2 separate regions of the Mus musculus genome follow, and region 1 is linked to region 2. Evidence: chromatin loops called from intact Hi-C (ENCODE). Cell type or tissue: heart. All regions are shown on one strand. Region 1 holds the start of Gm36283 (predicted gene, 36283). Region 2 overlaps Pawr (PRKC, apoptosis, WT1, regulator).

Region 1 (5,000 bases), 75 kb before region 2:
CTCACTGTCCTGGAACTCATTCTGTAGACCAGGCTGGCCTTGAACTCACAGAGTTTCACCTGACCCTGCCTTCTGAGTGCTGAGATTAAAGACATGCGCCACCACTGTCTGGCTGTATTCTAATCTTAACCCCGTGTTTTGATTTCTGAAAGTATTATTTCCTCTCAAATAATATACTGAATAAAGGTTTCGGAAGCACCACTACTGTTTCGATATGAGATGATCACAATACCCCTTAACTTAAAACACCAAGAAAGGATTCCACTAGTCATATAGAAGGGGAAAGAAACAATTAACCAGTGTTGGCAAGGGGATGGAACTGTACTTTTTATTGAGGACTCCTAGTTTTACATGCAAAGCTCACTGTAACACTGAATCTGTTATATGGAGTTGCCTCATAATGGATATCCACACAACGGGAAGGATCAAAGCTGTCTACACGACACTGTGTTCCGTTACTTAATCCAGATAATTTCACTAGTATTTGGGTTCAGAACTATATGATCATAATCAAACCCTAAATTGTAGCTGTCCTGTGATTTCTGCTGGGAGCAATGGCCACTTGCTTCTTAAATTTAGAGAAAAAAAAAATAACATGAGAATCAACTCCCCACACTGTGAAGCCAATTGCTTTTTTTTTTTAAGTTGACAAAAACAAAAACAAAAAAAACACCCAATTTAGTATGCAGAGGAGAAACAAATTAAAACAGGGTAATCAATCAATGTCCACCGAATGACTGTCATTAGCATTTTAATTACCAGAGTGACTGCCAACAGGTGACCTGAAGGTTAGACACAGGATGGACTACTCAAAAACAAACCAGTAATTAGCATTGCTTACAAAAATACTAATTTGAATACAACCAACACTTCCATTTGAATATAACCAACAACTGTGTGACATGCATTGAATTCTTTTTATTACCCCTCTCCCTCTCTCTTTCTCTCTGTCTCTCTCTCTGTCTGTCTGTCTGTCTCTTTCTCTCTCTCTGTTTTTCAAAATAGGGATTCTTTGTGTAGTCTCACTGTACTGAAACTGACCAAGTAGATGACTCTGACCTCGAACTCAGAGATCCACCTGTCTCTGCCTCCTGAGTGCTGGGATTAAAGTCGCCTCCTGGGATTTCCTGTATTTCTTAATGATCGTTTCCTAATGTGTAATTGCATAAAAAACACAGCAAGACACTTTCCAGTATTCAATAGTTCGTTCCCCTTGCTGCTCAGAAACATTGCCACAAATGAGACAGTAGCTAGTACCTGGACCTAACAGACAAGGGTTGGATAGTGACAAAACCTACTCTGCAGTCAGCCATTCGAATTCAACAGACTGGCTAGAGCTGTACTTCACACTACTGGTTCACACCAAATGGGCTATAAACTCTGCTAAACAGACAAGTTAGCAGATATTCACTTAAATGTCTGCTGGAAACAGGTGTGAGAACTCAGAACAAGGAGATGCATATCGCCGTTTACGTTGGGGTCAGGGTAAAGAAGAGCGTGTTAGGAAACATAACTAAGCAAAAGCCAAACCAAACCAAGAATCCCACAAAGCTGAGGCAGGAGGATGATGACTTTGAAGCTGGCCTGGATGATGATGGGGGTCTCAAGCCAGGTTGGGCTATATAGATACCTTCTAAAAAAAATTCAAAACAAAACAGGCTCAAGCAGTCTTGAATAATTAGTATTTCTACTTTGTGTGTATGTGTGTGCATGCCCATTACACATGTATAAGACAGAGGACAGGTCTCTGGAGTTTGAAATCGAGGGTTTGTCGGTCTCAGGAGGAAGTGGTTTTACTAGCTGGGCCAAAAGCAAGCACTGCTTGAAGTCTTTAAGCACAGGAGGAAACCATCACCACCTCCAGAGTAGAGAAAGTGGGTAACAGGGATGGAGGAAGTGCCTCTGGCAGGGACTGACCGGCCAGCTTAGCTGTGTCCACTAAGGTTCTGTTTTCAGTTTAGTGGGACAAAATTGTATCATTACCGTGGTTTTCAGGTAATTGGCTTAAGTTAAAACTCTCCGGTGGTGGAAGCCACACAGCGCTCAGGGGTGGCTCAGCGCAGACCTCGCACCAGTGACACATTCTCAGTACCTCCAAGGAGTAACACTACTTCTAACGTCAAGATTAGAACAGGGTGCTTTAGTTCCAGCACGAAACCAGCTTACGTTTGCGGGCGCACACCAGGACGAGTGCAGACGCAGACGTGGGTGCTCCCACACTAATTTTAACTTGAACGCTGGGATCTTTAAATACTGGTCCTTCCCCGTGTTGCGTGTTCCCTCTAATTGCAAAGCTGGAGCTCCTGGGTTCATCTACTGCAATCTACTACATGTGGCCAAATCTTGGAGGAAATGAATAAAAACCACGACTGGTTATTAGGTAAGTGCCACCTCACTTGCCATCGCTGTAACTTACTAAGTGTCACTGGCTAGAAGTCTGCTTAGGAGAGGGGGCAGGGATGGGACCTGCTACCATACTTGGGAAAGTTGTTCAGGTTATCAGATCAGCCATCCGATGCCGGGACATGGTTCAAGGTCTGTTGTTTTTGTCTTGTGTTAACCATGCTGATGCTCTGAATAACACTGATTGGTGCGTTTTCAACCCATGAAACAATGGACTCAGAAGTTCACATTTTAATTGCTAACTCCGGTTTACTCCAGAAAACAGAACAATGCAACTGAGGCACGTTTTTGTTGTTGCTTTTACATCTTAAGAATGCATTCTATCACTATTTCATTTTTTTAAAAAAATTACTACAGGGTAAAAAGACTAGATTGCTTCACTATCTGGCTGGTGTTGAATTTCCACATCTGAAACCACTCGATCAAGTGAAAGAGTGCTAATCTATTATTTAATGTCTCTCAGATTACTTGAACACACACAGCCTGGCTCCTTTCCTTCCTTTCTATCGCAAGCACATTACAACAAAACTACTAGGAAATCTGGAATGAAATCGATACAGCAGTTTTCAGTGAACTCTCCTCAGCATCGGGAAGGCGCGCCGTGCTCACTTGCGGGTACCAAAGTTATCGTTTTTAAAGTGTCACAAATCTATCTGGATGCTGCTTTACTATGCCACGAACTACCAGGAGACGTGAGAAATATTGATTAGCAGAACTAAATTTCACAGATCTTTGTACTTCACAGACACCAGTCAAGGCATCCAGATCACTACACGCAGACCTTTTCTGTTAAAAACTCCCCTGAGCATGTATTATTTTCTTACTTAGTTAGAACTGGGAGCTCTAGCCTGCCCTAGCTCAAAACTCAGAATCTTACTGCCTCTTCATTCTGAGTCATGGCATTCATTACATGTGTGAACCCCTTTGCCTGGCTCTAAATCCCAATTGATGAGCAAAAACTGCTATTCTTCTTGTGTAATGTGTTTATAAAGTCTAATTTAAGAATAAATTAGAATTGTAGTAGATCATATGTCTTTTTCAACAGTGTGTAAAAATCTACATGTGAAATCAATACATAGTTTAAGAAGTTGGGGGAAGGGCTCTAACGAAATGTTCCGTCTAACTGCCAGGCTCCTGTACTCTGCCTAAGTAAGTGCACCTGCCAGTATTATGTTACAAAAGAAAAACAAAACAAAACAACAACAAAAAAAAATGTGTTGAAGATGCTCATTAACGGACTTGCACAAACTTCAAAGCAGCTCAGGTTTTACAAAACTTTTATAGCGGATGTAATTTCTTTTAAAGTGAAGTTAAAAAATATTCAAATTATATAATTGAAAAATCAATATACTAATGTATTCTAGGTGTCTTAGGGCTTTACTGCAGTGAACAGACACCATGACCAAGGCAACTCTTACAAGGACAACATTTAATTGGGGCTGGCTTACAGGTTCAGAGGTTCAGTCCATTATCAAGGCGGAAACATGGCAGCCTTCAGGCAGGCATGGTGCAGGAGGAGCTGAGTGTTGTACATCTTCATCTGAAGGCCTCTAAGGGAACACTGGCTTCCAGACAGCTAGGCTGAAGGTCTTAAAGCCCGCACCCACAGCCACACTCCTTCAACAAGGCCACACCTCCAAATAGTTCCACTCCCTGGGCCAAGCATATACAAACTATTACACCAGGGTTGTCTACTGACATTTTTACAGCCCCTATGGGTAAGTGAGGAATAGCCAAGGGGGTGGCGGGGAGCCTGGCACAGTTCCTTCCTTGATGTGTGGGCAGCAGATCTCTGTTGGGGAGGCGGGGTGAACAGCTACGTTAAAGGGGGATCGTGGGAAAGTGAGTGCCAACTGCAGACGGAAAGGTATAGCAGGGGCTGACTGGAAAGCTCCATGACTTAGAGTCACAGCAGAGGGGCTGGCTATAGCAGTGCTGGGAAGCAAGCACGGTCTAAACCACGCCTCTCCTGGAGCTACAGCGTGAATCCAGCTTCAGTTCCTCAAGTGATTCCGATGAATGCTGTCAGTTTGTCCGCCGGAAGTTCACCAACACTCAGGCTGGAGATCAGCTCTCCGGGCTCTCAGTGGTAGAGTATTTGCTGGGTTCAGCTCTCAGAACCATTAAAGAGGGATGGAAAAGGAAAGAGAATCGACGAAGGGGCATCCTATGTTTAGGGAGGAGGAGGGCTCCTAATTGAAAACACGACACAAAACAACCCTAAATACCAAGGATATTTAATAGAAGGCAACTTTATTTTATAAATCTTCAAATACGGTTGCTTTAAAACCTTCAGCGTTAGGATTATGGGCTTTTCTCTCTTAAGAAAAAGGCGTCCCAGGGTCTCCAACCCGGGAATCAGCTGAGATTATCCTGTTATCTCTGCTTACGCATGTTGACATATGTGTACATATGCGTACATAGTTTTCGTGTGGAAAAATATTTCGGTTCTGATTTTGAAGCACATGCTATTAACAGCGACAATTTTCTTCTTCAATACTAAAACTGTACACAACGTGAGGCCTGAAGAATAAACAACTTTTTAAATATCCCATTATTTACTAGTAAACCCTAGATCAATTAAAAAAAAAAAAAGA
Region 2 (5,000 bases):
GATTTTTTGGTTTTTCGAGACAGTTTCTCTGTGTAGCCCTGGCTGTCCTGGAACTCTCTCTGTAGACCAGGCTGGTCTCGAACTCAGAAATCCGCCTGCCTCTGCCTCCCAAGTGCTGGGATTCAAGGTGTGCACCACCACTGCCCAGCAAACAATTTTTTTTTATTTAATACTTTTTTTTTTTATTTGTGTGCCTGTATGTGACACATGTGGTGGTCACAGGACAACTTTTGGGAATCGTTTCTCTCCTTTCTGATCACTTCTGTCATAATAAATGGTCTGTAGAGATGGATCTATAGATAAAGTACTTGTTATGTAAGCAGAAGGAGCCGAGTTCAGATCCAAGTACCCAACTAAAAACTGGGTTGGCTAATGCACATCTGTGACCCTAGCACTGGGCTGGTGGAGGAAGCGGATACCTAGAGACAGCTCTGTCAACCCCACCCACCCCCCCACCCACCCCCAAAAAGGCAAGTTTCTCAATTTGTTGAGAGATTATCTCAAGAGATAGGTGAAAGGTGGGAGATGGGAGATGGTACAGGAAATAAGAGAGTGCTTGGTATGGGAGCATAAAGTGGAGGTTTAAAAAAGCTTGGCCAGTAGGGAGTGGCACTATTAGGAGGCATGGCCTTGTTGGAGGAAGTATGTCACTGTGGGGGTGGGCTCTGAGGTCCTCTAGTGCTCAAGCTCTGCCCAGTAGTGAAAGAGAGCCTCTTCCTGGCTACCTTTGGACCAAGATATAGAACTGTTGGCTCCTCCAGCACCATGTCTGCCTGCATGCTGCCATGCTTCCCACCATGATAATGGACTGATCTCTAAAGCTGTAAGTCAGCCCTAATTATATGTTTACCTTTATATGAGTTGCCTTGGTCATGGCGTCCCTTTACCATAAACCCCACAGACTTGAGTTTGGATCACTAGCACCCACACAGCAAACAACACAGCCACATGCACCTCAGGGTGGGTGCAGAAGGAAGAGGCAGATCCTGGGGACCTGCTGGCCAGCCAGTCTAGCCAGAACCCTGGGGGCTCCAGGTTCAGTGAACAGCTGGGTCTACCAGAATGGGACAGGGCAGTATAGAGCAGGATATCTCACATCCTCTCTGGCCTCAGCACATGAATGTGCAGGCATGCACACACACGCACAGGCACACGCGAGCGCACGCAATCACTTATACATCATGCACTTGCACACATGAGACAAAACAAGTGTCATTCCTAAAACCATGACTGGGAAAAGTGCTGAGCGCCTCAAAAATCACAAACGGGAAACAAAAGAGAGGAAGGAACACGCGGAGAAGCTGGAAAAGGAGTGAGAAAGGTTCCAAGGTGGCGCCTGTCCTCTAAGGAGTTGTATTCCAAGAAGGAAGAGAAGCAGCTAAGAAGGCAACAGATACCTGCCTGTCACAGTCCAAACTCAAGAAACAACAGCAAGCTGTAAACTTCGGAGTGACTTACACCCAGATCATATTCATATGCTGGCAATTACAAAAAAAAAAAGGTATTGCATCTTTTTATTGGTTCATTTATTTTGGAGGCAGGAGGAGAGTGTCTGCCATGATATCTGCATGCAAGTCAAAAGCCAAGTTGCAAGAATCTGTTCTCTCCTTCATCTGAAAGCTCAGGTTCTCAGACTTGGCCATAGGCTCTAAACCCACGGAGCCCTGTCACTGGCCCAGATTCAGGACGTTTGCTCTCAGCAGACTTCCTGTATCTCACCTCATTTCATTCTGTCCACCTCCAAAGTCATTCACCAATGTAGTTGTTATAAAGTTACTCTTTTCTTTTCTTTCCTTTCCTTTTCTTTTCTTTCCTTTTCTCTTGTTTTCTTTTGAGATGAGTTTCTTTGTGTAGCCATGGCTATTCCAGAACTCACTCTGGAGACAAGGATGGCCTTGAACTCAGAGATCTATCTGCCTTTGCCTCCTGAGTGCTGGGATTAAAAGCGTGTGCATCACCACCAACACCCAGCTGCAGCTTACTTTCTGAAATTCTTTCTTTTACCACACATCTATTGTTTGACGCTGCTTTATACAGCTCATTCCTCTTCAGGAGATTTATCTGTTCCTAAACAAAGAATCCTCTTAGGAAGGATTTCACATTAGCCAGGTAACCTTTTCCTTTCCAGAAACTAATGAGAGTTATTGTACAAACAGGTATGGACAGAGGAAGGTAGCGCCCTGCCAAAATACTCATAAAGAGCCACAGAAATCAGTTGGATTCCTTGGCTTGCAGCTGGGGTCCATCCCAAGATGAGCTGGTCGTTCCTCAGTAACTGTCCTCTACTCCCTCTCCAGCTTAGATTCTCTGCAAAGTTACTTCTAATAGAACGGACCCAAGGTGTTTCCAACAATGATAACCAACCTGTGAGCCCTGCGTCCAAACAGATCAGAAGTCAAGGCCATGTTCTGTCAGGACAGCCTTTGGGCAAGACACAGCTTCTTTCAGGTTCAAATTCTTTGGCTTGTACAAGGATGGGAAAAAAAAACCCACCTTGCAAATAAATGTCAAGACATAGTTCAGTGAATTCCCCTACTCTGAATGGCACAGGCAATAACTGACATAGACAAAAGCAATTTTCTCCCCGTCCCCGCCTCTACTCCTGTTTCAACGCTGGTCAGAGTCTGACCGGATGTTGTAGAATGTCAAGAAGTTTGTCAAGGACTTAAATCCTAAAGGCATCTTTTCTGCCTGTTTTGGTGAGCACAACCCCGCTATATCTATAACTAAACCTCCCTGGCTCGCTCTTTCTGCTCAGGGATCAAACCCAGAAACTCACTGTTCTACCACTGAGCTACACTTCCAACAACTATCTTAGAAGATGTATTTTTATTTTTAACTGTACACACACACACACACACACACACACACAGAGTTCCAGGTGGTTTGAGCTAGGGTCCTCTGAAAGAGAGGTTCTTACCTACAGAGTCATCTGTCCAGCCCCCAAACTGTGCACTTTAAAGGAATAAATTGTATGTATATGTCTTTTACTCATATTCCTAAGCATTATCTTCTGAATAATTCTGTTCTTCACAACAAAGATTTGCAATCTTTTCTAATAGCAAAAATATTCTGCAACTCCAAAAATAATAAGGAAAAAGTTAATCCACACATCATACAGCAATTTCTCAAAGAAAAGATAGTTTTACATACTGTTAGATAAGATTAGTCTTGAATTAGATTATAAGACATTAGACAGTGGTTTTCACTCAATTCTCTTTTCGGTAACCCTATATAATCACCCTGCGTGTCGATTACAGATGTGTAAACTGATCTGCACTGTAAACTTTCATATCCAACCATTCCAGCAAAACCCTAACTGAACAATCCTAATGGCTTTCAAACCTAATGGTCCTATTTCTTGATATTCAACACAAAACAAGACTGTCTGGAACACGTTTCATGCATTTGTTCCCTATGAACATATTTAACACATGGGCTTATAGTGCTGGCCTGTGAGCCCCGCCCTTTCGGAGGCAGAGGCAGGACGGTCTCTGTGAGTTCAAGTCCAACATAGTCTTCGTAGAGACCTTGTTGTCTCTGGGGAAGGGAGGGAGAGAAGGAAAGGAGAAAGGGAGGGAGGGAGGGAGGGAGGGAGGGAGGGAGGGAGGGAGGGAGGGGAGGAAGGAGGGAGATGGGGGAGAGGGAGGGTAAGGGGGGAAGGTGAAGAGCAGGAAGGAGAAAAGGAGGGGAATTAGATGAATATTTCTAAAAACATCAAATCGTGATCAACTAGCAGCAAATCATATATTAAGATTTGAACTTGGAGTTATTTCTACACCCCCCCCTTTTCTTTTTTACAACTAACAGCAAACTTTGTTCAGTGCATCAGACAATTTATTCTCTGAGGATTAAGAGGAATCACATGAGTAAAGTGTAGAATCCCAAGGACAAACCACATGTGGAGCACGCGGCAAAAACCATGGTTTTCCATAGAGCTATATAAACAGTAGCCAGTGGGAGAAATAATGGAAGTAAACTCACTCCTATCCATCACACCTGGGTGGGCATGAAAACGCATTTCAAGAACAATTCCATGTTTTTGAAGACACTGAACTTAGAAGACTCGGTTTTCTTGGATTTTCTCACAAGCACTCAGAGTTCTCTCTTGACTCCATTCTTGGATGGAATTCTGATGATAGTAGACTAAAGGTCAAAGTGTGTGTTTTAAAGTTCTAACCTCAGGACTAGTATATGAAATTGGAACTGATTCACGTCAACACTATGAATTTCTTAGGTATGCCAGGAGGGAAACAAAAAAACAAAAAACAAAAAAAAAAAGACATAATCTTGCACTGATAGTAATGATTTCTAAAGATATGCTGAGCTAGATCTACCTGTGAGATGTACTGTTTAGCCACTTTTAGAGACTCAGTGTTCTTACAGACCGCATGTGCCGTGATGCCAGGCGTACAGGTAAGCTAAAGGCACAGCTGGCTGAGGTATTGGCTCTAGTGCAGTTGGCTAAACAAACAGGAAGTTCCCTCTCCTCCAAGTCTGTAAAGAATCAGCTGCTAGTCCACAAAGCCATCTGCCTAACAGTAGGAAGCAAAGAAAAACTAATCTAATCTGATACATCTGCATCTAATACAAGCTCTGATAAGAAGGCCAGAAAACCATCACAGACTTGGAACTGTCCGCTGTTAAAAGGTTTCCATAAATGTATCCCCCTTTCCCTATGTAAAACATGAGTGTCAGATAAGTTCCAGTTATATATAAATATTACAGTTTCTCTGAGGTTTATGCTAGTGACAAACACAAAAGGACAAGAAGTAAAGGGGAAATATTTTGCATTAAATACATGATATTATATAAATGTTTAAAGTGATATACATTTCCAAGGCTTCAAGTTATTTCTGTTAAACTGTCTATAAGTTTTAAGAGAGGAAAAAAAAGAAAAGATTGCCATCTTTGTATTAAGCCCACTACACAACAAGCAGCTATCGTTGTCATTCATATAACTATCCTTTGAACATCTTTATAACTTTTTTTTTTCTGGA

The links. A loop is a pair of places that touch in the nucleus more often than their neighbours do. Peaks named below come from ENCODE experiments on the same cell type or tissue, not always from the same donor. Only the 100,000 strongest peaks of a DNase experiment are listed, where the experiment ranks them.
Region 1: a loop joins it to region 2, with 2.6 times the contacts of the local background. A loop is called at or near these places in 2 of 42 quality-filtered maps.

Annotation. Positions count from the first base shown.
Region 1 is chr10:108,414,472-108,419,471 of GRCm38, reverse strand. Gm36283 (predicted gene, 36283) reads right to left here and starts at 2,221. Exons shown (of 3, transcript NR_155870.1): 1 at 2,167-2,221. In heart, no CTCF peak of the experiment used is centred here; no DNase peak of the experiment used is centred here.
Region 2 is chr10:108,339,605-108,344,604 of GRCm38, reverse strand. The region is part of intron 2 of Pawr (PRKC, apoptosis, WT1, regulator); the gene reads right to left. Among named protein-coding and RNA genes, the nearest start is that of Gm40755, 9.1 kb to the right of the region's middle. In heart, no CTCF peak of the experiment used is centred here; no DNase peak of the experiment used is centred here.